Linked DNA regions of Mus musculus: all the other regions are linked to region 6. The links are chromatin loops, found by intact Hi-C in ENCODE. Cell type or tissue: heart. All regions are shown on one strand.

The links. A loop is a pair of places that touch in the nucleus more often than their neighbours do. Peaks named below come from ENCODE experiments on the same cell type or tissue, not always from the same donor. Only the 100,000 strongest peaks of a DNase experiment are listed, where the experiment ranks them.
Region 1: a loop joins it to region 6, with 5 times the contacts of the local background. A loop is called at or near these places in 15 of 42 quality-filtered maps.
Region 2: it touches region 6 in a loop (5-fold over the local background); 5 of 42 quality-filtered maps call a loop at or near these places.
Region 3: it touches region 6 in a loop (8-fold over the local background); 14 of 42 quality-filtered maps call a loop at or near these places.
Region 4: a loop joins it to region 6, with 5 times the contacts of the local background. A loop is called at or near these places in 21 of 42 quality-filtered maps.
Region 5: it touches region 6 in a loop (2.5-fold over the local background); 11 of 42 quality-filtered maps call a loop at or near these places.

Annotation. Positions count from the first base shown.
Region 1 is chr17:56,948,657-56,953,656 of GRCm38, forward strand. Acer1 (alkaline ceramidase 1) reads right to left here. Exons shown (of 6, transcript NM_175731.4): 6 at 4,834-5,000. Among named protein-coding and RNA genes, the nearest start is that of Mllt1, 16 kb to the left of the region's middle. In heart, a CTCF peak has its summit at 2,473 (motif pointing left); no DNase peak of the experiment used is centred here; H3K27me3 peaks cover 897 bases.
Region 2 is chr17:56,895,243-56,900,242 of GRCm38, forward strand. It overlaps Mllt1 (myeloid/lymphoid or mixed-lineage leukemia; translocated to, 1), which reads right to left. Exons shown (of 12, transcript NM_022328.2): 6 at 4,527-5,000; 7 at 2,138-2,225; 8 at 967-1,075. Among named protein-coding and RNA genes, the nearest start is that of Acsbg3, 22 kb to the left of the region's middle. In heart, a CTCF peak has its summit at 2,567 (motif pointing right); a DNase peak (open chromatin) is centred at 2,584.
Region 3 is chr17:57,164,286-57,169,285 of GRCm38, forward strand. Gm33566 (a long non-coding RNA gene) reads left to right here. Exons shown (of 7, transcript XR_876893.3): 2 at 818-883; 3 at 1,129-1,259; 4 at 1,713-1,785; 5 at 2,827-3,073; 6 at 4,809-4,994. Among named protein-coding and RNA genes, the nearest start is that of Cd70, 17 kb to the left of the region's middle. In heart, a CTCF peak has its summit at 2,976 (motif pointing left); a DNase peak (open chromatin) is centred at 2,926; H3K4me3 peaks cover 366 bases.
Region 4 is chr17:56,856,106-56,861,105 of GRCm38, forward strand. Acsbg2 (acyl-CoA synthetase bubblegum family member 2) reads right to left here. Exons shown (of 15, transcript NM_001039114.1): 7 at 774-923. Among named protein-coding and RNA genes, the nearest start is that of Acsbg2, 16 kb to the right of the region's middle. In heart, a CTCF peak has its summit at 2,322 (motif pointing left); a DNase peak (open chromatin) is centred at 2,286; H3K27ac peaks cover 1,089 bases.
Region 5 is chr17:56,932,918-56,937,917 of GRCm38, forward strand. It overlaps Mllt1 (myeloid/lymphoid or mixed-lineage leukemia; translocated to, 1), which reads right to left and starts at 2,471. Exons shown (of 12, transcript NM_022328.2): 1 at 2,346-2,471. The coding sequence starts at 2,357. In heart, a CTCF peak has its summit at 3,050 (motif pointing left); a DNase peak (open chromatin) is centred at 2,614; H3K4me3 peaks cover 2,518 bases; H3K27ac peaks cover 1,852 bases.
Region 6 is chr17:56,806,076-56,811,075 of GRCm38, forward strand. It overlaps Rfx2 (regulatory factor X, 2 (influences HLA class II expression)), which reads right to left. Exons shown (of 17, transcript NM_009056.2): 2 at 2,159-2,250. The coding sequence starts at 2,242. Among named protein-coding and RNA genes, the nearest start is that of Gm41604, 15 kb to the left of the region's middle. In heart, a CTCF peak has its summit at 2,623 (motif pointing right); DNase peaks (open chromatin) are centred at 2,616 and 4,356; H3K4me3 peaks cover 357 bases; H3K27ac peaks cover 1,647 bases; H3K27me3 peaks cover 1,214 bases.

The DNA.
Region 1 (5,000 bases), 140 kb after region 6:
AACGATGACCAATGAGGAATGGCAAGGTGTACCACACCATCCAGCATCATCACCATCTGTCGGGTTATATTTATGTTCCTTCTTAATATCATGTGTCCTTTCACGTGTTTGCTTAGCTAAATATCCTTTCACCTGTGTCTGCTTCAGGGAAATATTACTTCACTTGTCTGCCCCAGCAAAACACCATCCAACACAACTGACTTTCCAAAGAACCTTTAAATTTCCACTTCAGGATCCCTTTCTGGTTGGGACTGCCCCCTCCCTCCAGAAGGCCTTCTCTGAAGATCTTTAATGAAGCAGCTCTCAGAAACAATCTTATCTTGTTTGAATTTTTCTATTCAGGAGTGGTACTGAACGCATACATTTTCTTTACAGAAGGGACCCAAGGGTTATATATTTTGTGGAGGGTATGGGAATATCCAGGGAGGGAAATGTCGTTGCCTAAAAGCTTGGGTACTGAGATAGCTCACTAGCATGGGGAGACAGTCCAGGTCCTGGGTTACACCGCTGTTTACCTGTGACTGCCTGGTTGGGGGCCATTGGGTTACATGCTTTGTGGCAAGCACAAAAACAGGCAGGGAGCTAGTTCTACTCTTGCCGGTCCCAGTTTTGAGATTTCTGAGATTTGAGCATGCTCTGCCTTACCACGTCCGTTCCTTTTGTAGCATGGTCCATGTGCCCCACATTCTTCACTACTCCTCTTCTTCCACCCTTTCAACCTCCTAAAGCTAGGTAGGAGAAAAAAGAAGGTAGAGGTGGGGAAAGGTGATGATATCTATAGACTACTTCCTGCTGATTAGGGGAGTCAAGTTCCTTGGGGCAAGTTTGATCTTTGTTGTCAGAATATCTAATACTTCTTGTTTCTTCACTACTTAACAAACCACAACCAACTACCAACTGGCCAAACAATCCCCAGAACTCCAAGTGTCACACACTTGCAAAAACTATCTGCAGATGGCAAATTCATGCCCTTGCTAGAGCACGAGGCAAATCATAGTCAGCTTCTGTGGACAATCTAAAGTGACCCCATATCCCACACCTGGGATTAAAATGAATCCATTTTTATATTTCCACGTTGTTAAAAGAAAACAACATTCTCACCACAACACACCTCTTTCAACACGAGTATGCCTCCTAATCCTTCCCAATCTACCAACTGGAGACCAAGAATTCAAACGATGATCCCACTGGAACCATTCTCAGTCAAAGCCTCCACAGGATCTGACACCCTCTTTGGCTTCCATGACACTTGCATGCATGTGGGACACACACACACACACACACACACACACACACACTAATAAGTAAATGAGTCATGATGGCACATACCTTTAACCCTAGCACTCAGGAGGCAAAGGGCGGCAGATCTTTGAGTTTAAGACTAGCCTGGTCTACAAAGAGAGTTAGTTCCAAGACAGTCAAGGCTACACAAAGAAACTTCTTCTTCTGAAAAATCAAAAACAAACAAAAAAGATAGATAAATAAATCATTCTTTTTTTTTATGAGACAGGGATTCTCTGTATAGCCCAGGACAGCCTGAAACTCATAGAGATCTACTTGCCTTTGCCTCCGGAGTGCTGAGATCAGAGGGTACATCACCACCACATGGCTTACCTGTTATTCTGTGGTGTGTTGTATGTGTGTGTAAGTAACCCACATGCTTTGATAAAAGAAGCCCATAACATGCCAGGCCCAAGGAAACAGACCTCCTATACTAAAACTAAGAGTTGAGCCATCCAGATCAGGAGTTCAAAGTAATCCTCAGCTACATGGAGAGTTTAGGGACAGCCTGAAACCCTGTTTCAAACAGAAGGAAGGAAAGATGGAAAGGGGGAGTGGAGGAGAGGAGAGAGAGATAGGGAGGAGGAGACAGAAGAGCAAAAGGCCATTTGAGGGTTTGGTGCAGGTGTAATGTCTTAGTCAGGGTTTCTATTCCTGCACAAACATCATGACCAAGAAGCAGTTGGGGAGGAAAGGGTTTATTCAGCTTACATTTCCACATTACTGTTCATCACTGAAAGAAGTTAGGACTGGAACTCAAGCAGGTCAGGGATCAGGAGCTGATGCAGAGGCCATGGAGGGATGTTCTTTACTGGCTTGCTTCCCCTGGCTTGCTCAGCCTGCTCTCTTATAGAACGGAGACTACCAGCCCAGAGATGGTCCCACCCACAAGGGGTCTTTCCCCCTTGATTACTAACTGAGAAAATGCCTTACAGTTGGATCTCATGGAGGCATTTCCTCAACTTAAGTTCCTTTTTCTGTGATAACTCCAGCTGTGTCAAGTTGACACAAAACTAGCCAGTACATGTAACTAATCCTGTCAGATCTGTCCAACATCTTCTTGCCACATGGCCCCCAATTTCCAAATAGTGAAACTAGATGCAAAGGTTAGTCTGGTTAGAGGTCCAGCCTGGGACACTAACCTGCAGGACCTGCTGACTCCCTGCATGTGCCTGCTGCTAGCGCCCTCTACTGGTCACTTTTGGTCACACCTCAGAGTCTGACTCCCCGTTTATCACATTTAATTTTTTTTTATTTGACCTTGTAGATGGTCCTTCAGGAGAATTTTTGAGACCCTGCTTTCTGATCTCCAGTGTATTCTTGTGTCTCTCAGTTTTCCGACTGTCACAAATGTCCACAGGGTCCTTTGATGCTGAGAACGTGTGATCTAGCTGGAGAAGAGCCCAGTGGCCCACTATGAGAGACCTGGCCCAGGTTAACCCTGATGCTGAGCTCACTGGGACATTCCTCTGCATAAGAGCTATAGATGGTTTTGCAAAATGAATAAATAAATAAATAAATAAATAAAAGTGGTGTATAGTAAATCATGACTATTCATCTAGAACCCTAGAAGTTAGGATAGAAGGGTGGCTGGGCAGTGGTGGCACAAGCCTTTAATCCCTGCACTTGGGGGGCAGAGGCAGGCAGGTTTCTGAGTTCGAGGCCAGCCTGGTCTACAGAGTGAGTTCCAGGAGAGCCAGGGCTACACAGAGAAACCCTGTCTCAAAAAAAAAAAAAAAAAAAAAGGGTGCTGTAATTTTGAGGCTAGCCTGTGCTACATAGTGAGTTCTGGGCCAGCCTAGGCTATTGCCTCAGCCTCCCAGGTCACACCTGGTCAGGCATGTATGGCTTCATGGTGATATTTCTATTTTTTTCTTTCTTTCTCTCTTTTCTTCTTCCTTCCTTCTTTTCCTTCCTTTTGTCCTTCCTTCCTTCCATCTTTCTTTCTTTCTTTCTTTCTTTCTTTCTTTCTTTCTTTCTTTCTTTCTTTCTTTCTTTCTTTCTTTCTTTCCTTTTTTTGAGACAGGCTCCTGTAGCCCAGGCTGGCTATGAACTCACTGTGTATCTGAGTGTGACCTTGAACTCCTGATCCTCCTGCCTCAGTCTCCTGAGTGCTGGGATAACCTTCGATTTCATAGCAGAGGAACATTGTATGTGGGGAAAAGACAAATAGAACCATCAGTACAGGTGTTCCTCACATCCCCTACCTCAGAAGCTCTTTGAGTGAGATTCTTAACTTTAGGGGATCAAACACGACGTCTTTCCCTCAGGCCCAAGTTTGCTGGCAGCGATAGCACATTCCTTTAATCCCAGCACTGGGAAGGCTGAGGCAGGTAGATCACTGTGAGTTTGGGGCCAGCCTAGTTTACAGAGAGAGTTCCAGGACAGCCAATGCTACACAGAGAGCCCCTGTTTCAAAAACAAACAAACAAAAACAAAAAAATCATACGTTCACAGTACCACCACCATCTCTTAATACTGGAACCCATCCAGGGGACACAGCTGAAGAATATCTAGGTTTGAAAATAGACAGAAGGGAGCTGGAGAGATGGTTCAGTGGTTAAGAGCACTGACTGCTCTTCCAGAGGTCCCGAGTTCAAATCCCAGCAACCACATGATGGCTCACAACCACCTGTAATGAGATCTGATGACCTCTTTTGGTGTGTCTAATGACAGCTAAGGTGTACTCATATAGAATAAATAAATAAATCTTGAAAGAAAGAAAGAAGGAAAGAGAGAAAGAAAGAAAGAAAGAAAGAAAGAAAGAAAGAAAGAAAGAAAGAAAGAAAATAGACAGAAGGGACCTAGGAGGCCCAGGTTCCACCCCCCTCAAGGGGTCCAAAGAGCTCTCAGGAAGGATAGGTCTGACGCAAAGCCCAGGCTGTGTGTTCTTGGGTAAATCATTTACCTCCTCTGAGCCTTATCTATGATAGGAAAGTATTCTTGTGTGTTTGAAGTGCTTCATGCAGGGGGCTAGATGACATGCCCAGACAAATTGTGACACATGTCACAATCACATGGAGATGTAGAATGCTACCCACCTGTGAGTGGCCAGGCAAGGTAAAGCATGCTTGTCACCTCAGTACCCAGGAAGTTGAGGCTGGAAGACTGAGAGGTCTGGGACAGCCTGGGCTAAACAGAAACGCCCTGTCTTTAAACTTGGAACAGAGACACCTACTGCCTCGTGTCCTCCTTTCCCGGACAAGCTGTGAAACCCCTTCCCTGTTGCTTCAGATCCCGCCCCAGGCAGCGACAGCTAGCCTGTCTTTCTTCCGTTGTCCCATGCAGCCAAGGAACTGGAGGACTCACTGTTTCCAAGAAGGGCACACCCATCTTGCCATTTTCGAGGGAAGCTTCTCCCCTATGTCACCCTGTACACTAGCCCTTCCAACAATGTCTTCTTCGGACCATATATCAATGTCTCTGAGTGCTCGTGCAGTTAGCATCTGTCACCACTGCCAGAGGGTGGGTAGGGGACTCTATGTCTGCTGTCAGGCAAAGAGAGTGGCATCTTGTAAGGAGGAGTGAACTGAAAATAAGATCAGGATACTTCATTTGTGGGTTATTTTATTTTATGTATGTGAATGTTTGCCTGAATGTGTATCTGAGAACCATGTCTGTGAGGACCCATAGATGCCAGGAGAGGAGGTTGGATCTCCTGGGACTGCCACATGAGTTCTGGGACTCAAACCTGGGTCCTCTACAAGAGCTGCCAGTGC
Region 2 (5,000 bases), 89 kb after region 6:
GGGCAAGCCTCAGACCCTGCTGTAGTCCTGCAAAGCAGGTTGTACAAGGGTTACACAGAATGATGTGCAGCCCGGGTACCCGAGTGTCAGATGTGCTTAGCCCACAGTGGGTAGGATTACTGAATCACACTGCACCAGCAGGTCTGAGTAGTCAACCCCCACCCCCGACTCTTAGCTCCATAAGCTCAGTGAATGTGCAAGAAGCTCTTGGGGACCCCAGGTAAGCATTGCAACACAGTAGTCTCCTGACACGCTAACTGGCTCCAGCGTTAGTTCTTGCACCATGTGGGCTTTGGGGTCAAACCTAGGTTCCTCAGGACTGGTGGCAAGTGACTTTACCCATTAAGCCAGCCACCAGGGCACTTCCTCCCTCAGCTCCCACAGTCAGTTGGTTTTATATCCAGGGCTCCTGCTCTGTGGCTGCAAGCCAGGCTCTAGGTCAGACTGTTACCAGGCAAGCACAACCTCAGCTTCCCCTCGCTTTTGCCTCTCTCTGTGCTCAACAGCTGGGGATGCTGGACCTTGGACCTCCTTAGGGAGCATGCCAGCACCTCGTGTGTGCGTGCGTGTGTGCGTGTGTGTGTGTGTGTGTGTACTCTACCTGCAGTGAACTCGTAAGCACACTACTCTACAGCAGGGCCAATGGAGCCCTGGGGTGCTATCCATCTCTAGCTCTGCCTGTCACAGCCTAGTGTTCAGCTTATTGGAGGCCTAGAAAGAGAGACCCCCTAGATGTCCCATTCTGGGGACCTGGGGTAAGGACCTGGGAGAAGCCTACAACTCCCCTACCCTGGCTAGCATGGGAAGCTGACTCCCATCCTCCAGGATTCCTGTCATGTCCAGCTTCCCACAGGTAGCTAACCTTACTCTACAGTGTAGTGTGGATGCCAGCGAAGGCCATGCTGAAAAGGAAAGCCTGGCCAACTCCCAGTCCCCGAGCCCGCCCTAGCAGTGCTGCCCACACACCTGGACTCCCGGCCTGGGTTGGCCTTGCCGGTGTTCTCCTCTCCTGACGATGAGTCATCCTCATCAGAGCCCTCAGACTGCAGGTCCTCCACCATGGAGCGCAGGGGTCCTGAGGGCAAATGGAGGGGAGAGCTGAGCCTCTGGCTGCCTCCCCCAGGGCCACCCCAGACTCATCACCACCTGTGGGGTCCCTCTGGCCAACAGCAGGTTCCCCACCCCTACCTTCCTGGCCTTCCTCATAGGCTTCAGGTTCCTGGTCTGCTAGTGGCCTGTAAGATCCCTCCATCACAGCAGCCAAAGGCTCAGAACCCAAGTGGGCCAGCAAGGACCAGAGTCCCCGCACAGCCTGCACCCCTCTGTGAGGATGCCCAGTATTTCAGTAGCCCTACATGGTGCTCTGGTCCACCGTCCTCCCTTTTCTCCAGAGGCACCCAGTTCCAGTCCCCTACAGATGGCATCTTGGTTTATATTCCTGTTGCCAAGGCAACAGAGGGACACAAAGCCCTCAATTACCTTGGTCACATGATGTCGATTCAGCTGGTTCCCTATCCAGCAGATAAAAACCTTGGAGAGTATAGGCTTCAAGAATGCCATCCCCCAGCCAAGCTCCTGCCCCCCGAAAAGGCTGACACCATGGGAGGCAGGCAAAGGTTCCTCTGAGGCTGGTTACAGTAGCCAGCCTAGTTTCCAGTCCCTCCCTGGGGAGAACCACTAGAGTAGCCAGGCCCAGCACACAGGCTGCCATTTGATGGGCTGGCACAGGGTGGGCCTGCACTGCTGAGTGAGTCTATCAGAAGGAAGTAGGTTTCTATAGCTGCAGGTCTTTGAACCCCAGGGACTGAGCAGGCTTCTGGGCGAGCACAAGTACTTGCCATTTACAAATCCTAGACCACCAGGAGCTGACAGCGTGGGCCTCTACTGCCTCCTGGGTGTTGAGGTCAGCACAGGGGAAAGGAATGCCAGCCCAAAGGAGGGTCTGGCCCAGGGGCACTCAGCCCAGGGGTGCAAACCCAGGCTCAGTCTTTCTGAAGCAACAGGCAGACCAGACCTAGCCTGATCCTCTCCCTGGCTCATTTGTGCTCCTCCCTAGGCCAGGCCTACTGCCTTGCCTCCACTCCTGTGTCTCCTACCTCTACCCCTTCTACCAGCTCCAGCTCCCCTTCGGACCCACCTTGGCTGTGGTTCTGAGACGGCTCAAAGTCTGAGTCAGAGCTGGAGTCAGAGCTGGAGCTGGCATTAGCTGGGCTTGACTGGGCCGACTTCAGCCCACGCCAGGGCAGCACAAGAGGGAAAGAAGAGATTGTCATCTTGCAGGTCAGAGGAGGGGGTAATGAAGGGGCCAAACAGTTCAAGGCACCCAGGATAGCCTTCTGCCCCAGCTCACATAGAGCCTGAGGCTGGTGAAGACAGGAAACACAGAATTCTCAGTAAAGCTGCCTGCCTTACTGGGGGTTCAGACAATGACCAAAAGCCCAAATCCTACCCAAGCCTCACCACCACCCACCAGCCGCACAGGAGTGATGGCAGGACTGTCTGCCACAAACACCATGGAGCAGGGCACACCTTAACTGGTCTTCCTGTAGCTGCACAGGGATGAACTTAGCCACCAGGGGGCAGTGACAGCCTGGACATCACACAAGGCAGGAGGCTTCCACTGTGTGAGTGAGCCCTTCAGTGAATACTGGGAGGCAGGTGTGTGTGTGTGCGTGTGCGTTTGTGTGCGCATGACATGTGGTGTGTGAAGTGCAGTGTGTGCACTGTGTGTGGTGTGTGCTGTAGCATGTGTGTTACACATGGTGTTGGGGATGTGGCCATGACACACACACAGTTGTTACAGATACCAGCAGGTGGGATGCGAACAAGCAGCAGGGACAGCTGAGCTTAGCCCTGGGGCAGAGTGGCTACAGCCCTTCTCTTCCCCGGGTCACAGGGTCGGGTGGGAATAGGACATGCCCACTGTGGGAGAGCCCAGGATCCAGAGCTAGTCAGCCCTCAGCCCTGCCCAGAACAAGGGATAGGGAAGTGCTTGCCTACAAAAGACTTTAGCTTGGGCAAAGCGGCCTGCCTGGGAGGGAACATTCCAGACTGAAGGAAGAAACTGCCCTATGCAGGGCTCACTGGAGCCCAGCCCACTGGAGCCCAGCTGTGTGTGTATGGCTTCTTCTCACTACCTTCCTACTGGTCAGCGGGAGTGCTGAGGGAACCTGCCCTAGGCACCCATAAGTCTGCCCACTGTGAAGTTCTCAGGGTAGAACCTCACAGACCAGTCCTGGAGCCAAGGCACCCTCCCTTGCACACACCCAACCTCTTAGTTTTCCCTGGGCACAAAGTGATGAAAAACGGCTGCTATCTGGCATTGCTCCAGGTCAGGGCAGGCTCTAGATTCAAGCCTCAATTTCCCTACCTATATGGGAGTGGCTCTACAGGTCCCTGCTTGGATCAATGTCCTACCTACTAGGCTCAGGCACAAACCAGGAGCCTCAGTGGGCTTGTGGTGGTCTGCACACCACTTGCCACCGTCTCTACAGTGACCTGAGGGGCAAGGACTAATGGAATCTGGAAACATTTCTCATTAGAGAGGCCCAGGAGGTGACCAGCAGGCACCCATAGCACTACAGCTACCACACTTCTCCCATGGCCCTCGGTGGCTAGGACTGAATGGTCCAGGAACCAGAAGGGCCTGGGGTGTGGACCGCAGTGCAGAGGAGAGCGGCAAGGCCAGCAAGCTTCCAGCAGCAGCTGCTCCCTCCTCAGGGCTGCCTGTCTCTTGCCCCAGCAGCTGAGGCAGTGCTCTGACTGTTCAGCCTGCACTCGGCTCTAGCCTGGAGGCAGTGGCACCGGGAGAGGAAGTGCCCATACACTGTCCTTGCCTGGGACAAAACATCCGTGCACAGCTCTCAGGAAGGGCTGGTTCCCCAGCTGCATAAGAGCCCTGTCCTGGCGCCTGGGGGAGGAGAAGCAGAGGTCAAACCTGGCAGCCCAGTGTTTCAAGACATAGGCCCGGAGCCCAGATAGCTCCAGTGATGAGCGCTGGAAGCTACTCACAGTTCTGCTCTCGCTGAGAACTGTGGGAAGTCACTAGCACCCAATAAGCACAGTGGCAGGAGCACTAGGTTACAGAGCTCTCGACCCCAAACCAGTTCAGGATAGCCCCAAGAGCATCTTCAAAGCTTCTTACCCAGGGCCCTGACACAGGCAGGCAATTCTCTAGGAGTTGGCCAACTGCACCCTATACCTTGCCTTGTGCAGAGACAGGAAAGAGAGCTCTGTACTGTTCAGTGGCCATCCCGTACCTTCCTGATGGGGAGTAGGCCCAAGGCCCACCGGGAAAGGGAGAACACAGAGGGATGAACTCTCTGGTTAATCTTCAAGAGTCAGCAGTGTCTACCTAGTCACCAAAGCTGCCCATCCACTGAGGAGCATGAGGGCTAGAGCTGTTAACTCAAGTGCTACAAGGCCCATACCATCCAGGGACCCCAGCTACCACTGCATGGGCAGGAGAGAGCTGACCCAGGGGAGACAGCAGCCTGGCAAAGGGACAGCCACCACCCCCTGCTCACCTCTGACCGGAAGGAGGCCTCATCCTCTGAGTTTGAGTCTTCAGTCTGCAGAGTCCGCTTGGCCTCCCGAGGCTCACTCTCTGCCTTCCCCTTGTCACCTTTGCTGTTCTTGTCCCTGGCCACCTTCTTGTCAGGAAAGGAGGAAGCTCGGGGTGAGGTGCCTGGTGCACGCCGTGTCCCCTTTGACCCACTCTTTTTAGGCTTTTTGGCGCTGAGCTTCGGTGAGTCCGTGGCAGCTGGCCTCTTGCTGGAGGCCTTGGGCAGGGTAGGAGGCTGGGGCACCCCCTTGGGGGACAGGCTCTCCAGCTTGGTTTCCTTTAGGGCCATCTTGGGCTCCTTGAAGGCAGCCTTGGGCACTGGGGCCTTCTCCTCCTTGGGCAGCTTGCGTGCAGCATCCTTGGCACTCTTGGGCTCACGCTCCGGCTCCTTGGAGCAACTCCTGCTCTCTGAGTCCTTGCGCGGCCGCTCACGGTG
Region 3 (5,000 bases), 360 kb after region 6:
ATATGTATATTGCTTGTATCTGTAATCCTAGAGTCCCTGTGAGGACATGGGAAGTAGAGACAGGAGAAGCCCTGGAAATTTACAAGCTAGGTGGGCTAACCTGCACACACACACACACACACACACACACAGAAGCAGGCTATATCTTACACATAAAATATATATTTAAGAAAGTATTTAACTCCAGGCAGTGGTGGAACATACCTTTAATCCCAGAACTCTGGAGGCAGAAGCAAGAGGATGGATCACTGTGAGTTCAAGGCCAACTTGGTCTACAGAGCAAGTTCTAGGACATCCAAGGCTACAACAGAGAAAAGCCTGTCTCAGAAAAAAAAAAAAAGTATTTTGCTGGGCATGGTAGACCACACTGTTTTGTTTGTTTTGTTTTGTTTTTGTTTTTGTTTTTTAATTGTCATCTTAAATCTTGGAAGGCTGAGACAGGAGGATTATGAGTTTGAGGCCAGCCTGGGATACATAGAGATCTCAAAAAAAAAAAAAAAAAAGAGGTTTAATATACATTTGATAAAATACACTTTAGAAAGTATAGTGCAGCCTGCAGATAGATGACCAACTGCAGCATGAGTCCTGGTGAGCTCCCAGTGATGGGCTGAGACACTGGAGGCGGACAGCAGCAGCTGCTTTTTAGATTATGCTACTAAAGTTTTCTTAAGTGCCGTATCAGAAGACAAGTCAATTGACAAACTTTATCAGCTTTCCACTGACTTAGCAAAAATACCCTAAAACCAGGGAAGGCATGATTTTGCTTGTGGTTTTGAGGTCCAGTCCATGGTTGCTAGTTGGTCTTGGTTGCTTTTAGGCTCACTGGACGATGAAGCCTCTGGCTAGAACTGCTCATGTGCAGACTGTCAGGAAAGAGAGAGAGGTTTGTGTTGTGGGGAGCATGTGAGGAAGGGGAGGAGGGAGAGTGAGGGGGGTTGGGGGGAGGTGGGAAGGGGTAAGGTGGGGAGGGGTAAGAGGAGCAGACAGACAGAAGGGACAGACTGTTGACTTTAAAGGTGCCTCCCCTTTATAACCTATTTATTCTAACTAGTACCTTCTCCCTAGTTTTTGGCCATCCTCAGTCCCTTAAGCCCTGACTGACAATGGTGACATCCAATTGTTTCCCAGGACCCCACAATGGAAACTGCTGCAGTGGGTACCAAGCCTTCAGGAGCGCAGATGCCTGGAACTTACCAACCTGCCTGGGTGTCCTGAGGGCTGAGTTCAGATGTGTGTCACCACCCTCAGCTCTCACAGATGTAAGGGTCCGAAGATTGCTGAAGGAAGATTCCACACTCAGATAGCATGCAAAGACAAAGAACATTTATTTTCCAGAAACATCCAGCATGCTAGGGTACCATTGTTCAGAATGACAACCCAGAGAGAGAGATATGTTTGAGTCCCTTTTATAACAGGACTGCTTAATTGCTTCTGAGATAACAGCACACTTCTAAAACTTAGGGCTACAGAAACCACTAAAGGTTATAAAGAAGATATATACCACAGGACCCTAGGTGCACAAACAGGAGATAAGGTATTGATTGGGTTTGTCTAAACAAAACTTCAAGGATGGCTTAGTTACAGCCTTAAATTTTCCATGACACTGCAAGCTAGTAACCAATGGTGAAAGTTAAGCCAGATCCTAGTGTATATATACGTGTGCATTCTCTGTTATAACCTCTTATTCAATTTATGACTGAATTTATGTGCAGACCTGCAGTGATCTTTTTACCATGTGAACGCATGCTCTGAGAGTTGTACCAGTACTGAGAACAAAGGACAGGGGTAAGTCCCCCTTCCCTTCTCCCCCCCCCCCCCCCATACTTCAACTTCTCTAGCCTCCTGTTGTGTCACTTTGAGATGCTAACTGGAGGCTGTGGGCTTTTAGCCTTAAAACAACTCAGCCAGATTAGCTGCAAGAGCAGAGTACCTTATTAAGTGACTTGTGGCCTAATTTTTGGTGGAGATAAAATGGGATATGGAGAATGAACTCACAGCCATTGGAAGAAACATTTACGTATTGGTGTGTGTGGCATGGGAATACATATGTGCAGCAGCAGTATGTGTGTGCCTCTCTCCTCCCACCAAGTGGGTCCTCCGAATGGAGCTCAGGCTGTCAGGTTTGGTGGGCAGCTGTTTTTACCTGCTGTGCTTTCTTGCTGGCCCAGAAAGAACACGTAAGGTTTGGGGGAACATTTGAGGCCTGATCCTTAAGGAGGGCTGCGTAGGGAGAGGCTTATTTATGGGTTGGTTCCGAGCAGTGGTCCTCAACCCTCCTAATGCTAGGACCCTTTAATATAGCTCCTCGTGTTGCCGTGACCCTCCAACCATAAAATTATTTTGTTGCTACTTCATAACTGTAATTCTACTTCTGTGATGAATCATAATATAAATATCTGATATGTGACCCTTGAGAAAGGGTTGTTCGACCCCCAAAGAGGTCCGAGACTCATAGGCTGAGGACCTCGGTTTTAGAGGGTGGAGTCTTGATGCTGTGACAAAGTCCCTGAGAAAGCGCAACCAAAGGGAGGAAAGCTTATTCAGGCTTGCAGCTCCAGGGTGCCTGTCATTAGGGGTGGGGGGTGGGTGGGGGAGGGGGTGGGGGAGGGGGTGGGGGAGGGGAAGCGGGGAGGCAGGGAGGTGGGATGGCAGGAAGGCAGAGCAATGGCCTTAATATAAGCAGTGGAACCAGGAACACTGGAATCAGTGGGGTGACTGTAGCCGTTTTTTTCTTTCCATTGCCCAAGGGAGGGTGTGGGTTTTCCAACCCTCATAGGTGTCCCCTTTTGTTGACAAGATGACAACAACCGGCACTGTTTGTCCCAGCAGGGAGCTCAACGGCCTACAGCAGCTCTGTCTGTGACAGGGAGAGCTGTTCCCAGCAGACACCAAAGAGAGAGAACTTTGGGAGCGCAGCAAGCAAGCCCCATTCCCAGCCAGGCATTCTGCAAATGCTCCGTCCAGCAGCGCCACCTGCCGGCCACATCCAAGCGCATTCCCTTCCTCCCTTACCAGCTTCTATTAAAAAATGTCTTAGTGTGGATCTGAGTTCAAGGCCAACCTAATCTACAGAGTGAGTTCCAGGACAGCCAGGGCTATATAGAGAAACCCTGTCTTGTAAAACCATCCATCCATCCATCCATCCATCCATCCATCCATCCATTCAACCAACCAACTAACCAACCACTTACCCACCCACCCAACCAGAAAGTCTTAGTGTGTTGGTATGCATGCATTTGCATATACATGTGTGTGTATGTGTGCAGACAAATGTGTGCATGTGTTCTTGTGTTTGGGGTGCATGGTTATGTGCATGTACAGCTATAGGTCAATGCTGGGTATCTTCCTGTACTGCTCTCCATCTTGGTTCTGTGTATGTGTGTATGTGTGCAGACGAATGTGTGCATGTGTTCTTGTGTTTGGGGTGAATGGTTATGTGCATGTACAGCTATAGGTCAATGCTGGGTATCTTCCTGTACTGCTCTCCATCTTGGTTCAGGTTTTTTTTTTTTTTTTTTTTTTTTTTCTTCGAGACAGGTTTCTCTGTGTAGCCCTGGCTGTCCTGGAACTCACTCTGTAGACCAGGCTGGCCTTGAACTTAGAAATCCGCCTGCCTCTGCCTCCCAAGTGCTGGGATTAAAGGCATGCGAGTGTACACCGAGTCACTGCTTCAAATGTGTTCAGGAAAGTCACTGGTCCTGGCCTTCTCTAACCCCTGAAGGCTCTTCTGGCCATGTCCAAAGTGTGTGCTATCTCTAGAGCTGGCCCTATTACTACTGCCATGTAGTGACTTGGGTGAGGGAGAGATGCTTGTGGTAGGCAGAAAAGCTGGCCTGGAGGTCATGAGAGTGGGAGAGCTGGCCCTGCCCCTCACCTACTGCAGCACTTGGGAGAGCAGGCCCTGCTCCTTTCCTGGGCAGCATGGCAGAGCTTTTCCCTGGTCATGTGGTATTGGATGGACTGGCTAGAGGTCAGGAGAGCAGGAGAGCTGGCCCTACCCCTCGCTGGCGGCAGCATTGGGTGGGTTAGGTGGGGCAGTGCTGGAGAACACGTGCTTACTCACGGTGTGGGTGTGGGAGAGCTGGAGGGCTGACCAACTCAGCTCCCACTCAGACTCAGATCCAGGGCTATGAGTTGGCCCACCCCATCAACTATGCCATGAACTGCTGGGCCAGTCCTGCAGATCCAAAGCTGCAGGATCTCCATGACACAGGGCAACAACAGAGCATCTGAGAGGAATCCCAGTGAGGATACAGTATTGATAGTGTAGCAGAAGCCTTGGAACCAGACCAATGACTCACTGTAGTGAACATTTGCAAGTAAATATGTGTGGGCAAAAGGGAATACTGTGGGACACACTATAGCATACACACACACACAAACACACACACACACACACATATATATGTGTGTATACACACACACACACATATGAGGCTGCAAGGGCAGAGGACAGATACAAAGGGATGGGGGAGATAAGAGGGATTAGGATGCATGATGTGAAATTCACAAAGAATTAATAAAAAGTTAAAAAAAATAGGAACATTGGCTGTTGACTCCTGTCTGCTTCCCTTCCCCACAGAGCGGGGACATCAGACCCAGGTCACCCTCCAGCAGACTTCTGAGGCAATGAATGAACGAAGGGGATTGGACTGCTTTGGCCTGGGCTCTGTCATCTCTGACAGGGAGCCCTGAGTAGTCATTACAATATCCGGATGGCCCATCTCCTTTCTCCTGGACACCAGGACCACTAACTTGATCTTGTCAAAGTTTTGGGGACCTACCTCTCCTCATTTTCCTATTGTCAGGGTATGGGCACAACCTTACCTGGTGCTCAAGAGCCTGAGAACCAGATGGCCTGAGCCTTCCTGCAGACCCAGGGACCCACGAGACAGCTCTGGCTGACCCCAAGACCTCAGACTGTGCTCCCCCACCCCTGGAGCAGTGTCCCGCGGCTTCCTCATAGCCCGATACTTGCCAGGCACCTGCATGAGGTAAGA
Region 4 (5,000 bases), 50 kb after region 6:
GACAGCAGTGGCAAGTGTGGGCCTCCAGACGTCTGCACACAAGTGTTCTCACAAGCAAGCTATCATCCCAGCACTCAGGAGGCCGAGGCAGAGGGATCAGGAGTTCAAGGTCATCTCGGGCTACACCACAAGTTTGAGGCCAGTGTGCGCTATGTGACAGCCTGTTTCAAAACAAACAACTGAATCAAAACAAAATGAACCAACCAGGCCGGTGAAATGTCTTGGGTAAAATGCTTACTCTGCACAGTACCTGAGAGCCAGTTCTCAGAGTTCGTGTGGTGGCATGCCTTAGTAGCCCGGCATTGGAGAGGTGGTCCAGGTGGGCAGCCAGCCTGCCTGCCCAGATTACTGAGGGCCAGGCCATTGAGAGACCCTATCTCAAAGAATCCTAGATAGATACCCCTGAGGGACCAGAGCCAAGGTTGTCTCTGGCCTATACACACACACATACACGTGTACACAGAGAGAGACAGAGAAACAGAGAGAGAGAGAGAGAGAGAGAGAGAGAGAGAGAGAAACACATTCACACAAACACACCAGATAGAAAACCACGAAACCAATTCCCATTTCACAGACAGGGAAACTGAGGCATGGTGCTGCCAGCTTCCTTGTCCTTGCCCAGTTTTGCTCTGGACCCAGGTCTACACCCAAACTCCCAGATCCACCAACTGTCTGGTTCTCGACCCATATAGACCTTACACATGCCTCTGGTTGCCTGTTTGGGGGCTCAGAGGGAGCCCAGGTAAGAGCTGCTCCAGAGGGCCCCCGCTTACATTGTCATGGCTCAGCAGCACGCCTTTGGGGGTCCCTGTGGTCCCAGAGGTGTAGAGGATGACAGCACACTGGTTGGCCTTCTGGCTCAGGATGACCCGATCCAGCTGGATATTTGGGATGTCATTCCCTAGCTCCATGAAGTCATTCCACTGTGGATGGGAAGGTGGGTAGAGGGTGGGGACCCAGCTGGCTCGTGCTCAGACTCTAGCCTGACTCACCCTGACTCCAGTGGGCTCACCCCAAGGCAGGTTGCCAGCGGAGGTTGGCAGAAGGACCAAGGGTTGGGAGAGCTCTCAGAAATGCCCCGTTCCACCCTGGCTAGCTTCTGACCACTGCCTGTGCACTGATGGGCCTGTGAGCTCAGACAGGCCTTTTCTATAATGCAGAAAGCTAGCCCTTTCTTTGGGTAGTCCCAAAAAGTGACTGACTGACTGTGCTGTGGTCTTGGGCAAGCAGCTGCTCTCTCCTGACCCAGCCCTCTAGTGTATCTGCAATCCTTAAAGACAATACCAGCTGTAAATAACAAAAGCCTGTCCCTCAAATAGCTTAAACAGAAGATTTTTAGACTTAAATTTAATTACTTATTTGGGAATCATGTATAGAAGTCAGCTCTCTCCTTCCACTGATTGTGTGAGTTCCCCGGACCAAGCTCCAGGTCACCAGGTTTGTCAGCAAGCCACTTTACCTGCCAAGTCCTCTTGAAGGCTGGCCCCTCCAGGAGGTACTGGCCCTTGAAAAGAGCTCTCATCCCTTTCCTGAGTTCAAGTCTCATGGCTTCCCCAACTTCTGAGTTGCCAACTAGATGGCTCTGACTCCACCCCTGCCCAAGAAGTCATCCCTGATTGGATGAAGCCAAGTATTTTTCATCAGTCTAGGTGCCAGTGATTAGCCAGAATTTGGGGCATATGACTTCAGTCGCAGTGAAGATGAAGAAGTTAGCAGCACATGAAGATTTCCTATTGCCTAGACTTGTCACTACAGATGTGGCCACAGGATCATTGGTGGGAATGGGAGGGGTCTGAAGAGCCAGGAGATTAGTGACAAAACACCCAGAGGGTGGGAACTCCTGGTTGCAGCCCTGTGTGAAGCCCACATTCTGAGCTGTAAAGAGACTGACAAATGACCTCTCTGGCTCAAGACATTTGGGTTGGGCTTTTGTTGTGTGAAAGCAATGGCATCTTTTAGGTTCAAAGGGGGCAGCTGAGAGGACTGGGGCACTGGGCCTAACAAGAGGGTTCCATCCCTACACTGAATCCTAAGACTGGCAAGACTAAATCCCATCACACAGGAGGCCTAGGCAGGTTGCTATCAAGTTTTAGGCTAGCCTGGGCTACGAATTCAAGACTAGCCTGGGGTACGTATCCATATCTATCTCCACTGAAATTTTATAGGGTCTCTAATCCATTGCAGAGTAGGTGGATGCCATGGTATGTAACAGAATCATCCCCAGTCGGTGTCCCCACTGAGAGGCACTCTCATCCATAGGGATCGTGGCATAACCTATTTATTGACTTGCCAGTTACTATGGGGAGGATGCTGCTGCCACCTAGTGGCTGGAGGCCAGAACCACTGCTCTAGGACTATCGCTTCCATCCTCTGCCCCAAACTCAACAGTCTCAAGACTGAAGAATGTGGTAAGGATACCTCTAAGGAGGTTTTTGTTTTTTCTTTCCCCTTGAAACACATCCTTAAGGTTGAACCAAGAATCACACACTAGGCAAGGAGACACCAGACAGCCACACCCCAGCCCCTCACTGGGGGTTTCTAGGCAGCAGTGCTATTATTCTGAGCCACACCCCCAGGCCTATTTATTTTAGTAGAGGGTCTTAATAGTTGCTCATGCTGGCCTTAAACAGGCCTGGCTCAACCTTCCTAGTAGTTAGGATGGCAGGCCTGTGTCCCCAGCCTTGCTTCAAAGATGAATTTTAAAGTGATCCAAGACTTAGGATACTGTTGCTGTAGTGACACAAGACCTCAAATGACCGGTGCTTGTGATCTGGTGCCTGAAAGACCCAGCAGCTAGAGGAAACATTTACAAATCTTAATACATGTAGCTAAAAATAGCCAAAAATAAAATTATAATACATTATGACTGTTTGGTTGGAGCCTGCTGCTTGCCCCTGCACAAGCTGGGAAACCCTATCTGCCCTCTTTCCCCCAACCCATCTTTCACTGAAAAGCTCTGAGCCAAAAGCTCAGTTCCGCATTTCTGGCAGCCGATGTAACTAGCTGTTCTGATACGGCAGGCCACTCAAGTGCCCGCCCAGGAGGAGCCCAGCTTCTGACCATACTCAGGCACAACCCCAGCTTGTAAGCGAAACATTCTTCACACAGTGTAAAATTAACCCTTGTGTTATTCAAATGCTGATTTTCTCTGCCCTCACATCTCGTTTTAGTCAGGACAGATTGAACGGTATGGTAATGCTTATGTTAAGAATCTCCCTTCTCAACATTGTGTGAACAATTCTTACCATTTATTCTCAGCCTTGTTAATACATGCTGATCACCCAATGGCTGGGCAGAATAGGAGACTAGGACGGGAGATCTGCCAGCCAGAGGAAAGAGAGAGGGAGACTCAGATCAGCAAGGAGGATGGAGGTTTGGAGCTACAAGGAAGAGGTACGGAGAGAGAGAGAGATCGCTGAAACACACCTGAAGCCCAAAGAGTCAGATCAACACTAACATGCCAGTATCCTGGGATGGGGATGGAGGTAGCCAGATGAGCACAGAAAGTAAAGATAGATCATCTAACTGTTCAGCTATTGAGGTGCAGTTTTAAATAAATAAATGTTTTTATGTGTGGTTATAGGCGGATAGCATAAGGTTAAAGAAATACAGCTACCAATTATTTCACTGCTAAATTTATACTAAAGATATTATCACTTCCTCCAGCTCCTGGCTGACACCCCATCAGCCCTCACCTGGGAACTATAAAACCTCCCTGTCTTAGCCCATGTGCATGACTGCAGCAGCCCCAGACAATGGGGCTGGTGAACCCACCCAAGACTTGTGCCAATTAAATCTGCATTTATTGGCTGGTGAGATGGCTCAGTGGGTAAGAGCACTGACTGCTTTTCCGAAGGTCCTGAGTTCAATTCCCAGCAGCCACATGGTGGCTCATAACCACCTGTAATGAGATCTGATGCCCTCTTCTGGTGTGTCTGAAGACAGTGACAGTGCACTTATGTATAATAATAAGTAAAGAAATCTTTTAAAAAAACAAACAAACCCTACATTTATCAGCTTTTCGTCTGCTCTGATCTGGCCTAAATCTGCATCACTATGACAGACAAACCTATTAATGACTTAGACATAAGTATAATATTAAAATAATGAGTTGTACATTCAGAAATTGTGCGGAAGTTAGGTCTTAAGTGTTATCTCTGAAAAGTTTAATATCTTCATTTTATATTTGTTTGTTTGAGACAGAGTCTCTCTCTATGTAGACCAGATCGGCCAGGCTGCCTCTGTCTCCTGAGGGCCATCATGCCTGACTTGTCTCAATGTATATCAACTTGATCTCACTGTAATCCTCCTGACTCTAGCTGCCAAGTGCTGGGTGGGATTAGAGGTATGGCAATTGGGTTTGGTTTGTTGTTGTTGTTGTTGGTGGTGGTGGTGTTTGTTTGTTTTGCTTGTTTTTAAAGATAACTGTTAATTGTCTTGATTAAAACTATTAGGTTGAGCCAAGCAGTGGTGGCGCATGCCTTTAATCCCAGCACTTGGGAGGCAGAGGCAGGTGGATTTCTGAGTTCAAGACCAGACTGGTCTACAGAGTTCGTTCCAGGATAGCCTAGGGCTATACAGAGAAACCCTGTCTTGAAAAACCAAACCAAACAAAAACAAACAAACAAACAACAACAACAACAACAACACCTATTAGGTTGTAGCACTGAGCAGATAGCTCAAGCCTGATGGGTGACCTGAGTTTGCTCCCTAGGACCCACATGGTGGAAGAGAGGCAACCTGTCTGACCTTCCCACAGACCCTGACAATATATATATATATATATATATATATATACACACACATATATATATTCCTAACATAAGTCATACGTTACTGCGATAAGATTAGTAAAAATAAAGAGAAAAAATATATACTAAGTTATAAATAAATATGATAAAGAACATGGGCCTGTCTCAAAAAGACAAAACATGCAAATACATACATGCAGTTTTCCCCTTGGCAGTTAAAAATAAGGTTTAAAGAACATGTATTAATCC
Region 5 (5,000 bases), 130 kb after region 6:
GACACTTTCCTGGCCTTCCTGCTCATAGAGAAAATGGGAAGCCCAGAGTAAAAACTACTGCTTCTGTGCTGGCCTCTGCACCAGCCTCAGAGTCAGAGGGAAACACGAGACCGGGACAGGGAAGGCACGCAGGGCTAGCACCCAAACGAGCACACTGCTTCCCAGTAAGGCACATACATATCTGTTCATGGCAACCCCATGGTGGAGAGAGGCTCGGACTCTACCCTGCACACCCTCAGTCCTTTGAGGACAATCACATCTCTGAGGGCCAGCCCTCCACTCCCCGCAGGGGTCTCCTGAGCTGGCCGGGAAGGAAAGGCACACCAACACCTTCTAGTGCCAGGGTCCTATCCATTACCCTCTGGTATGGCCGGGTACTCAGTCATGATGGCTGCTCAGCATTTAGCAGGTGCTCCTATGATAAGGACTCAACTTTTCATCTACTTGGCTGAAACCTAAAAGCAGCCACAAACACAGCTGAGCACCAGCAGCTCTTGGGGGTCTTACACCTGAGCAAATCCTGTTCCCCACTGTCCCTGAGATTGCTGCCTTTCCTCAGCATCACAGCCACAAAGTGACAGCCACCCAGGACACCACAGAGGGAATGGTCTCCAATCTCTGGGGATTCTATTGAGGACATGGACTCCTGAGTTTTGGAGTGCAGAGGGTGCCGAAGAACAGGGACTTTTTGTGTGGTTCAACTAATGAAGAGCCCAGGTAGCAAGCAGGCTTGCAAATCAGCCTATTCACTAGCAGCAAGTCAGGCACACCAGGGACAAAAAAGCTATGCCTGCTACCTGCCCCAGTGGTCCTAGGTCATAGATAGTGGGACACACAGGAGGTCCCTACCGATGTATCTGAAACTAACAGCCACATGGCCAAACTAGACAAAGCCGCCTCCATGGTGCCAGCAGCTAGGGATGACCCAACCTGCCCTTACCAACAGCAGAGGAAGCCATCAGCTGCCACCCCCACAGCCCCACACCTTCCCAGGACTGGTACCCCTGGAAGTTCCGTCTTTGGAAGGGAAGGGGGAGGATGTGACCCTGGGTGAGGGGAATCTAAAGAAGATGGGGAGGAGCTCACATGGTACAGAGCTGGGTGACATGAGGGGAAGAGGTAGAGGAGGCAGGCTACCCAAGAGGCTGGGAAAAGTGAACTGAAGTGAGTGTCTTAGATGGAGAGAGGGTGTGGCTGGGCAGAGAGCATTCAAAACAGACCTGAAGCTAGCACCTGGTTGGGGGGGGGGTATTCCCTGGAGTTTGGGGAGATTTGGGGTCATGGGCCCAGGAAGAAGGAATCTTCCAAAAAAAGATTGAGGCTCAGGCCCTATTTGGGGTGGTGTAGCATCTAAGAGGATATGTAGGGGGGGCATCCTAAAGTTACTAGCCCTGTCTGTGGGGACTCTGTGTAGACTCTCCACAGAGTCTGATTCATGCTAGGGACCACAGGGGCTGGAAGACCCACTTAAGTTCTGAGACATGTTTCCAAAGATTCTGGGCCATACAAGGATGCCAGGAGCTGTGGGGTGTACTGGAGTTCTGAAGGGAGTCTGGCTAGATTTGGATTCATAAGGGACGTGAGTTCCCGGCTAGACTGGGTGGCTTTGTAATCCCAATGGGTTCCATTCTCTACTGGGATTCTAAATGATTTCCCAGGGGATGTGGGGCCAGGACGGGATCCCCATGGTGCTGTGAGTGGCTATAGGATTCCAAAAGTCTTCCTGGAGAGCTGTGGACCAGGCGGGAGATCCCCAGGGTGCTAAGGTAGTACCAAGGCTCTAAGGGGAATCCCAAAGGGTTCCAGGCTGTGATGATGCCCAGGGCGCTAAATCCCTGGGATCCTGATAAACACTTCAGGAGTCTGTGTGTAAACTGGATTCCTAAGGGGCGCCTCCGGGGACTCTGGAATGAGATGGAGTTCCTAAGGTGTTGAAGCCCTGAGCTCCTGTATGATGCCCAGGGGGTACTCCGGGATTCTAAGGGGTGTCTCACGGGGCTCTGAGCCAGGCTGAGTCCCTCAAGATGCCGCGGCGGTGTGGATACACTACGCTGGCAGAGAATTCCCCAGTGTGGAGTGGGTGGCACTGGGGTGCTGAGTTAGATCCCAAAGGGTTCTGCACCAGACCTGGGGTCGCGATGGGGGAGGGGTACGTGGGTCACAGTGGAGGAGGGGCATCCCGAGATGGCGATGGGGGAAGGACGCCCCGGGGTCGCAGTGGCTGGAGAAGGGCCCATCCGGGTGGGCGCGCGCAAACTCGGTGCCCACGGGGCGGTGTGCGCGCAGGGCCGGCCACAACGCCGCGCAGGGCAGCGGGAGGCCAGTCCCGGGCGGAGGCTTCTTACCTGATTGTCCATGACTGGCGCCCGCCCCGCCCCCGGGCCCGCGTCGCTCTCGCTGCCGCCGCTCAGCAACGCCCCGCCGCTCTCATTGTCTGTCGGGGGCCGCACCGCCGCCGCCGCCGTTCCGGGCCGCCCGCCCGCCCGCCAGCCGCGCTGAACCGGAAACCGCCGCCAGCCCGGGCGGCTCAGCGACCGCGGGCCCCCAGCCGCCGACTCGGGCCCGGCCTCGCCGATGGACAAGCCTCCGAGCCTGTCAGAAGGCCAGAGACCCGCGCGTGGGGCGGGACTTCCGGGCTGGTGGGGGCCCGCCGGGCGACAGTCAGAACGACGAAGCCGTCAGCCAATAGAAAGCCGGCGCCGCAGGGGGGCGGGCGGAGGGAGTGAAGGAGGCGCGAGGCGAGCTCTGCTGAGCGGCGCGAGGTGTGCGCCGCACGTGGAGGGGTTGGGCCAGGCCGTGGCGCGGTGCCTGCGCACTGCGCCCCGGGAGCGGCTCTAGAGGGGACGTCCCTAAAAAGGCCCTAAGAGTTTAAGTTCGAGCCCTGCGGAGGGAGGGAGCGCTGGCGATGTTCGGTGCTCCTGCGTGACAGCGCCGGTGGTTAGTTTACCGGTCTGGATCCTGTAAAGCCAGCGGGTTCAGCCCACTTCTCCTTGCAAAGGCTAGGGTTGTGCATCTGTAAAAAACCAGCCTGTGACTTCAGTGACCTCTTCTGGCCTTCTCAAGCACTGCACACAGGTGCTAGCGCTCGCACACAGACACGCACCATTTAAAATGTAAGCTTTTAAAAAACAAAAACAAACAAAAAAACTTGTCGGAGGTGGTTCTTCTTTCTGTGGTTGTTACAGTGCACATCTGAAACGGAGCCATTCTAAATGATCAGCGGTCTCATTCATTCAACGCAGGGAAAGGAACGGTAGTCAGTAGTCAACCGTAGACTGTGGATACTGACAACTGGGGATTGAACTCAGGGCTCCCGCCATTGAACTACACCCACAGCTCTGTTTTCACTTTTTTACTTGAAGGCCAAGGCTGGGGCATAATTGGTAGAGCACTCTGCTAGAACGATGAAGCCCTGGGTTCTAGCCTCAAGACTCTATAAGCCAAGTGCAGAGATACATGTCTATCATCCTAGAACTTGGATATAAAAGGCAATACAAATTTTTGCTAACCTGAATAAAAGACACACACACAATCCAGGTATTTTATTTACAAACCGTAAGTCTAGGTTGTGCAGCTATTCTAGTTTGGAACTAGTTTGGAGCTATTCTAACTTACATCCCTGCCCATGTGTCCCTTGTGACGTGCTGTTTTTCCTGGCCACATGCTTATGGTCCATCTCCTCTCGTGGCGGCCTCCTCCAGTTTCCCTGTCTTTCTTAGTCTCCTTTCTCTACCTGCAACCTCCAGCCAGGTAACTGAAAACCTGCCTACCTCTATCTATTGCCCAGTCACAGGCTTTAGCCTTTTATTGACTAATTGACTTGGGAGGCTAGGTTACATACGTAGCATCACTTGGGGTATGTGAGGATCTCCTCCTTGGGGGCAACTAGACCTTGGGATACAGAATTTAGCACCTAAATACAAGCAGTACCAGACCAAGCCCCTACACTTGGAGGTGGAGGCAGTAAGACTGTGACCTCAAGATAGTGGTGAGAAAGCCCTCCCTTGTTCATGGAGTAAAGGTGCTATGCCACCAGTGGTTTAACTAGCCCTAACGATGACTGAGGCTCACTCATCGTTCAGAAAGACTAGATCAGGTAAACGGATGTAACTGAGGAGAGGCCCCCGACGGTCTGGTTCTGAAGAGAGCTGGCAGGGAACGGTTTCTGCATAATGTCTTGTAGAGATAAGCCAAGGACCTGGATCTTGTCCTCCAGAACCCAAATTAAAGTGGAGAGAATGGACTCTTTATGTGCTATGACTGGCACTCCCACACCCTAAACAAAAATTAAAAAACAAAGACAAAAACAACTTCAAGATTGAATGGGGAAATGGCCCAAGTGTTGATGTATTTAAAAGTGTAGTGTAAAAGAATATACTAGACTATCCGCAGACAAACGAAGGACGTTCTGGCATCTGCTCAGTGACATGAAACACAGGATACACACTGCAGGATCCCACTCCCGGGAGGTCCCCAGAGCAGTCAGATTCAAAGACAGGAAGTGAGATGGTAAGGGCTGAATCTGGGGAGGGATGGACTTAGTGTGGAATGGGAGCAAAGCCAGGAACACAATTCAACCAGTACTCTGGAGGCTGAGGCAGGGCAGTCTCAGGTCCATCTTGGGCTACAGAGTGAGACCCTATCTCAATAACCAGAAGAAAAGCTTTGAAGGCGATGCCTGTCCTGAGTCCTTATTTATACCACTTCATGGCACAAAATCAGTGAATGAGCTCTTCAGACAGAGAAAACCCAACCCAAGCAATAAAAACAGAAAAAGTAATTGGGGGGGGGGGGTTTCACCACTTTGAAATCTCTAATGAGTGACTTTGTTATTTACTTATTTATTTATCTGTCTAGTTATATGAAGTTTTTAACTTTTCTGTTTTGTCTTGTTGGAGACAGGGTCTCACTATGTAGCCATGGCTGATCTGGAACTTACTCTGTAGACCAGGCTGGCCTGAAACTCACAGAAATCCTCTGCTCTCAAGTGCTGGGATTAA
Region 6 (5,000 bases):
CAATACAGTCCTGACCAAGACAGAGCCTGGCCCTGTGGGTGAGGGGGCTCCAGTTATCACAAGGATCCAAACAGATGAGTGTAAACACACATGGTGTCTGTCCTTAGGCAGGAATGTCAGTTAACCATGAACAGGTGCAGGGCTCTGACTCCCACCACAGCATCAAGGGTCCTTGAGGACCAATGGACATGGGGCTCAGATGTCACAGTGAATCCAGAGACAGGAAGTCGACTCAAGGTAGGGAAGGGGTCAGCAACTGCTGATAGGGATGAGCCTCTGATAGACTGTTGTGGAACTAGAGAGGCAGGATGGCTTAACTCTGTGACTACAATAAGAACCCTTCTACTTTCACGAGGTTCACTTTATATTGCGCCAATCCCTTCTCAGTTAAAGGGTAGTCAGGAAGGGCTATGCGCACATGGCTCTAGGTAAGAGGCCTTGCTGCACAGCATGAAGATGTGAGCTCGAATCCCAGCACCCACACAGAAAGCCAGGTGTGGCTACAAGCTCCTATGATCCCAGTGTACAGGAGGCAGGGACAACAGGACCTCTGAGGCTTGCTGGCCACCAGGCCAGCTATAGTCAAAGCCGCCGCTTCAGGACAATAAGGTGGAGAGGGACAGAGGCCTCCATCACCTTCACCTGGTAGCCTGTGTCCACACCCAGCACATCCCCTCCACTATTGTGGCACACACCTCCAATACCAGCACTCGGGAAGCCGAGGCAGGAGAGTAGTTGAGAACTTGAAGAAAGAGTGCATTACAGAGTGAGGGCTGTAGTTTGCAGGGCATTTTCAGCATTGCAGAAACTGCCCTCAGGCACCATCAGCCGTGGTCTCAAACAACAAGAGCAAAACAAAAACAAACAAACACACACACACACACACACACACATCCCCTGAAACACTAGGGGTTGGGTTGGATGTGATGATAAATAGCTGTAATCCCAGGATTCAGGGTGGAAGAAGGGGTGAGGCTGAGGCAGGGGGATTGCTGACAGTTCCAGGTCAGCCTTGAGTTACATAGTGAGACCTTGTTTCAACAGATCAGCAGAACAAAAGCAGAGGCACAGAGTTGCTAACACTGAGAGTGTGATGGGGCAGCTCGATCTGGGCAGTGGAGGGTCACGACATCAGAAAGCATGTAAGGAGCTGGAGGGGTGTGGACGAGGTGAGCAGCTTTGTGATGGAGCCCTTTTCTGACACGTGTAAAGGCACTGGGTTCATCACCAGCATTTCAGGAGAAACAAAGGGCAGCATCTGAAGGTAACTGCCTATCTATTGTTAATTTCCCCTCCTTTGGCTCTCTGAAAAAATAAGTTAGTATGTGTCCTATGCCTGTGTCCCTGACCTTTCAGTTTGCCTGGCATGCCCATGTGTCCTGCCCCACACTTTACTCTGAAGGCTGGTGTGCTCATGGCTACAGAAAACAGTGGTGGACGTCTCTCAAGAATGAATCTGGGCTGGGTGGGAAGCACATTCAAGACCCCGGGCTCCATTTCTAATATGAGGTAGGGGGAGAAGGAGATGGAGGAGGAGATGGGTAGGGGATGGAGGAGATGGAGGAGAAGATGGGGAGGGGATGGAGGAGATGGAGGAGGAGATGGGTAGGGGATGGAGGAGATGGAGGAGGAGATGGGTAGGGGATGGAGGAGATGGAGGAGAAGATGGGGAGGGGATGGAGGAGATGGAGGAGGAGGAAATGGAGGAGATGGAGGAGAAGATGGGGAGGAGATGGAGGAGATGGAGGAGGAAATGGAGGAGATGGGGGAGAAGATGGAGAGGGGATGGAGGAGATGGAGGAGGAGGAGGAAATGGAGGAGATGGGGGAGAAGATGGAGAGGGGATGGAGGAGATGGAGAAGGAGGAGGAAATGGAGGAGATGGGGGAGGAAATGGAGGAGATGGGGGAGGAGGAAATGGAGGAGATGGGGGAGGAGGAAATGGAGGAGATGGAGGAGGAGGAGGGTTGAATGGAGCTTTGGGGAGCATCCTAAGATTTCTCTCTACTTTGAATTTTTCAGTTATTTTTCCTTAGGCACAGAAGCTCTCCAGAGCGAGAGCCAGTTGACTGGTGGGGTGTGTTCTCTCCTCATCTGTGTCATGGTTCTTTGGTGGCACTTTTCAAAGAGTGCCGGGATGGCAGGGCGGGCACAGTCACCTGTGGGGAGGCTGGCATGGGCTGGGCTGCAGGACGCAGAGCCACTGACGCTGGCGAATCTGCTCCTCCCTCGGAGTTCTGCATGCTGGGATCTAGAGCAGAGAGAGTGGTGGTGAGGTGTCGGGGGGTCACACACCTGCAGCCCATGGCCCTGAAGCTGAGCAGCCATGATCACTGATGGCGGCAGGGGGCAGCTCCAAGAAGAAAGCGACCACTGCACCAACAGTGACCACCCAGGTTCAAATCCACAGAACCCATGTAAAAAGCAGGCTTGGTGTTTGTGCCTATAGCCCCAGAAGCGGAGAGGGGCAGGAGGACCCCGGTCTCAGATTCAGTCAATAAGCTCCTGTCTCAACAGTCACTGGAGACAGCCTATGACATAGAGTGCCCACAGGAAGAGGGGATGAATCCCTGTTTGGTGACACTGGGTTCTGCACCCGCCTGTGCTGCCCCATTGGTGATCACTAGATGGAGCCAGAACCACGCAGTACAGTGATGCGCGTCAGTGTAGCGGTTTCCAGAGGGAAGGCACTTGGAGTGGCTCAGGACACAAGCGGAGGGAGGCAGGAGCGTAAGGAGTTCAAGATGAGGAGTCTAAAGCCAGCCTGGGCTACAAACATAAAACAAAAAGTATTCTGTAAGAAAAATCTTTTGTGTATACACACACTGGAATGAGTAACTAAGCTGATGAATGAATAAATCAAATTCAGTGTTTTAATCCGACAGAGGGGAGGACGGCTCAGTCAGCAAAGAGTCCTTCAAAGGCTCAAGGACCTCTCAGTTCTGAGCCCAGAACCCAGTAAGAATCTTGGAGTCTCAGTGACTGTGAGATGGGAGGTGGAGATGGGGCAGGGGGAGTGTTCCTGGAGTTCATGGGCCAGCCTGGGCCACAAGGTGAGTTTCAGGGCAGCCTGGACTACTGAGTGAGGGAGGCTCTGTATGAAACAAAACTTGTCACCAAAGACTCACAAGAATGTCTGAAATGAACAAATCTAGTAACACCCAGTTGCTTCCATTCCATTCCGTGTCTGAACAATGGACACCTCATTCATACAAAGAGACAGACAGACAGACAGACAGACAGACAGACAGACAGAAACACACACATACACACATACACACACACACACACACACTAGGTGTGGTTGATCATGTCTTTGGTCCCAGTACTAAGATGGGCTGGGGTGGCCCAGGTCTCAGGTGGGAGAGATGATAACAGCCAGTGATGGCTGGTGGGTTTGTTGTTGGTACTGCTGCATGGTGCATGAGGTTTCCATGAGGGAAGTTCAGTGGGCCCACAGGTACTAGCCCTGAGGGACACGTGGAACATGTCCCCTGCCCAGGCTGGGTCTCTCTGTCCCTGTACTCAGCATGGGAGTCCTCTGTGGCTACTGAGTCCTCACAGTATGCACCACCCTCCTCACTCAGGAGCTGCCCAGGTTGTGGGATCAACTGTCAAGGAGCCCAGAGCTGAAGTTCAAGTGTGCCCTCCTCTCCTCATTCCACCTGAACCTCGGGATGACACTAGTGGCTGGCAAGCCAGAGAGAAGCTGGGATGTATCTGAGTCAAGTGAAAAAGTTAAAGGTTGTCATTCAATAAGGGAAGGCCACAGATGTCAAACTGAGGTTGATAAGCTACAGTTAGGTGTGTCGAATGTGTGTGTACGTATATGTGCATGCATTTGCTGCATGGGTGAATGTGTGTGTGTGTGCTTGTGCATTCTGGTGTGTACTGGCTGGAAGGACTGCAATAGCAATGGTGTGGCTGAGCTTGCTGGGCACGGGAGTCTTGCTCACTGGCCCTCTGCTTCTCTGCTTGGTTCTTTGCCTCTCCTGAGTTCTCTCCTGGGGGGACCTGGCTTTCTCTACCTGTCCTCACCTGATTTCCTCCCCTATGGGGGTCTCAGGAACCTGAGAGCACTCTGTCATCCTGCCTCTCTGAGCCTGGCTCATGGTTCCCTGGTGACCCAGCTCTACCACATACTGCCAGTCAATGGTCCAAAAGAAGGCCTCAAGTCTCCCCAAGACCAGCCTCTAATCCAGTCTGTGCATTTGACCTTGAACTTGACAGAGTGCCCAAGTGGAGTTGCTGGATGGCAGATTGCAGTGGCCAGTCTCCTGCTGTCTCCAAGGACTCCAAGAGGCAGGCACAGGCTGCAGTGCGCTGGGGTCTGGCCTGGCGCCAGGTGGATCTGCTGGGGAAGCGCCCTTTGTTTACAGGGGGAAAAAAAAATCTTGGGTTGCCTAGCAACAAGTGGGCAGGCAAGGAAGGGCAGGGAGGCTGTGAGCCATTTCTGGGCTGGGTTCCTGGCTGTCCTGACTCACTGTGACCTTAAGCAATTTCTCTCTCTTTTATCCCCACCCCTCTATCCACCCATCCAGGGGTGCTGTGACTCTGTCACTTGCCACTTGGTTAAGCTCTGCTGTGGGGGAATCAAGCCTCAGTTGGTCTTTGTTAGTCTTGGTGGCAAGACTGGCACCTGAGTCCTACCCACCAATGCAATTTGTATCCCTGCTCTGAGTAGGGGGACAGGTCCAGCCAGATGGGCCCACACTCCAGCTCCCCTACAGACAAGTTCTCTTGGTTCCCTGTGACCTGAGGTCTCAGGAGTAAGTGGCCTGTGTGTGACACTGGGCATTGGTGACCTGTGCTGGGGGCTGCCCTGCTTAGCATGGACCTGAAGGTGATGCTGGCAACTGTAGCGGCTGGCCATGGTGGCTGCATCTTGTCTCCCTCCCCACTGTGGAACTGAGTTCTTCTCTTCCATGCCCCTGAACTGCCTGCCTCTTGGTATTCATCAGGGTTGAGAGAGCTGAGCACTGTTCATGCCAGTCACACTGT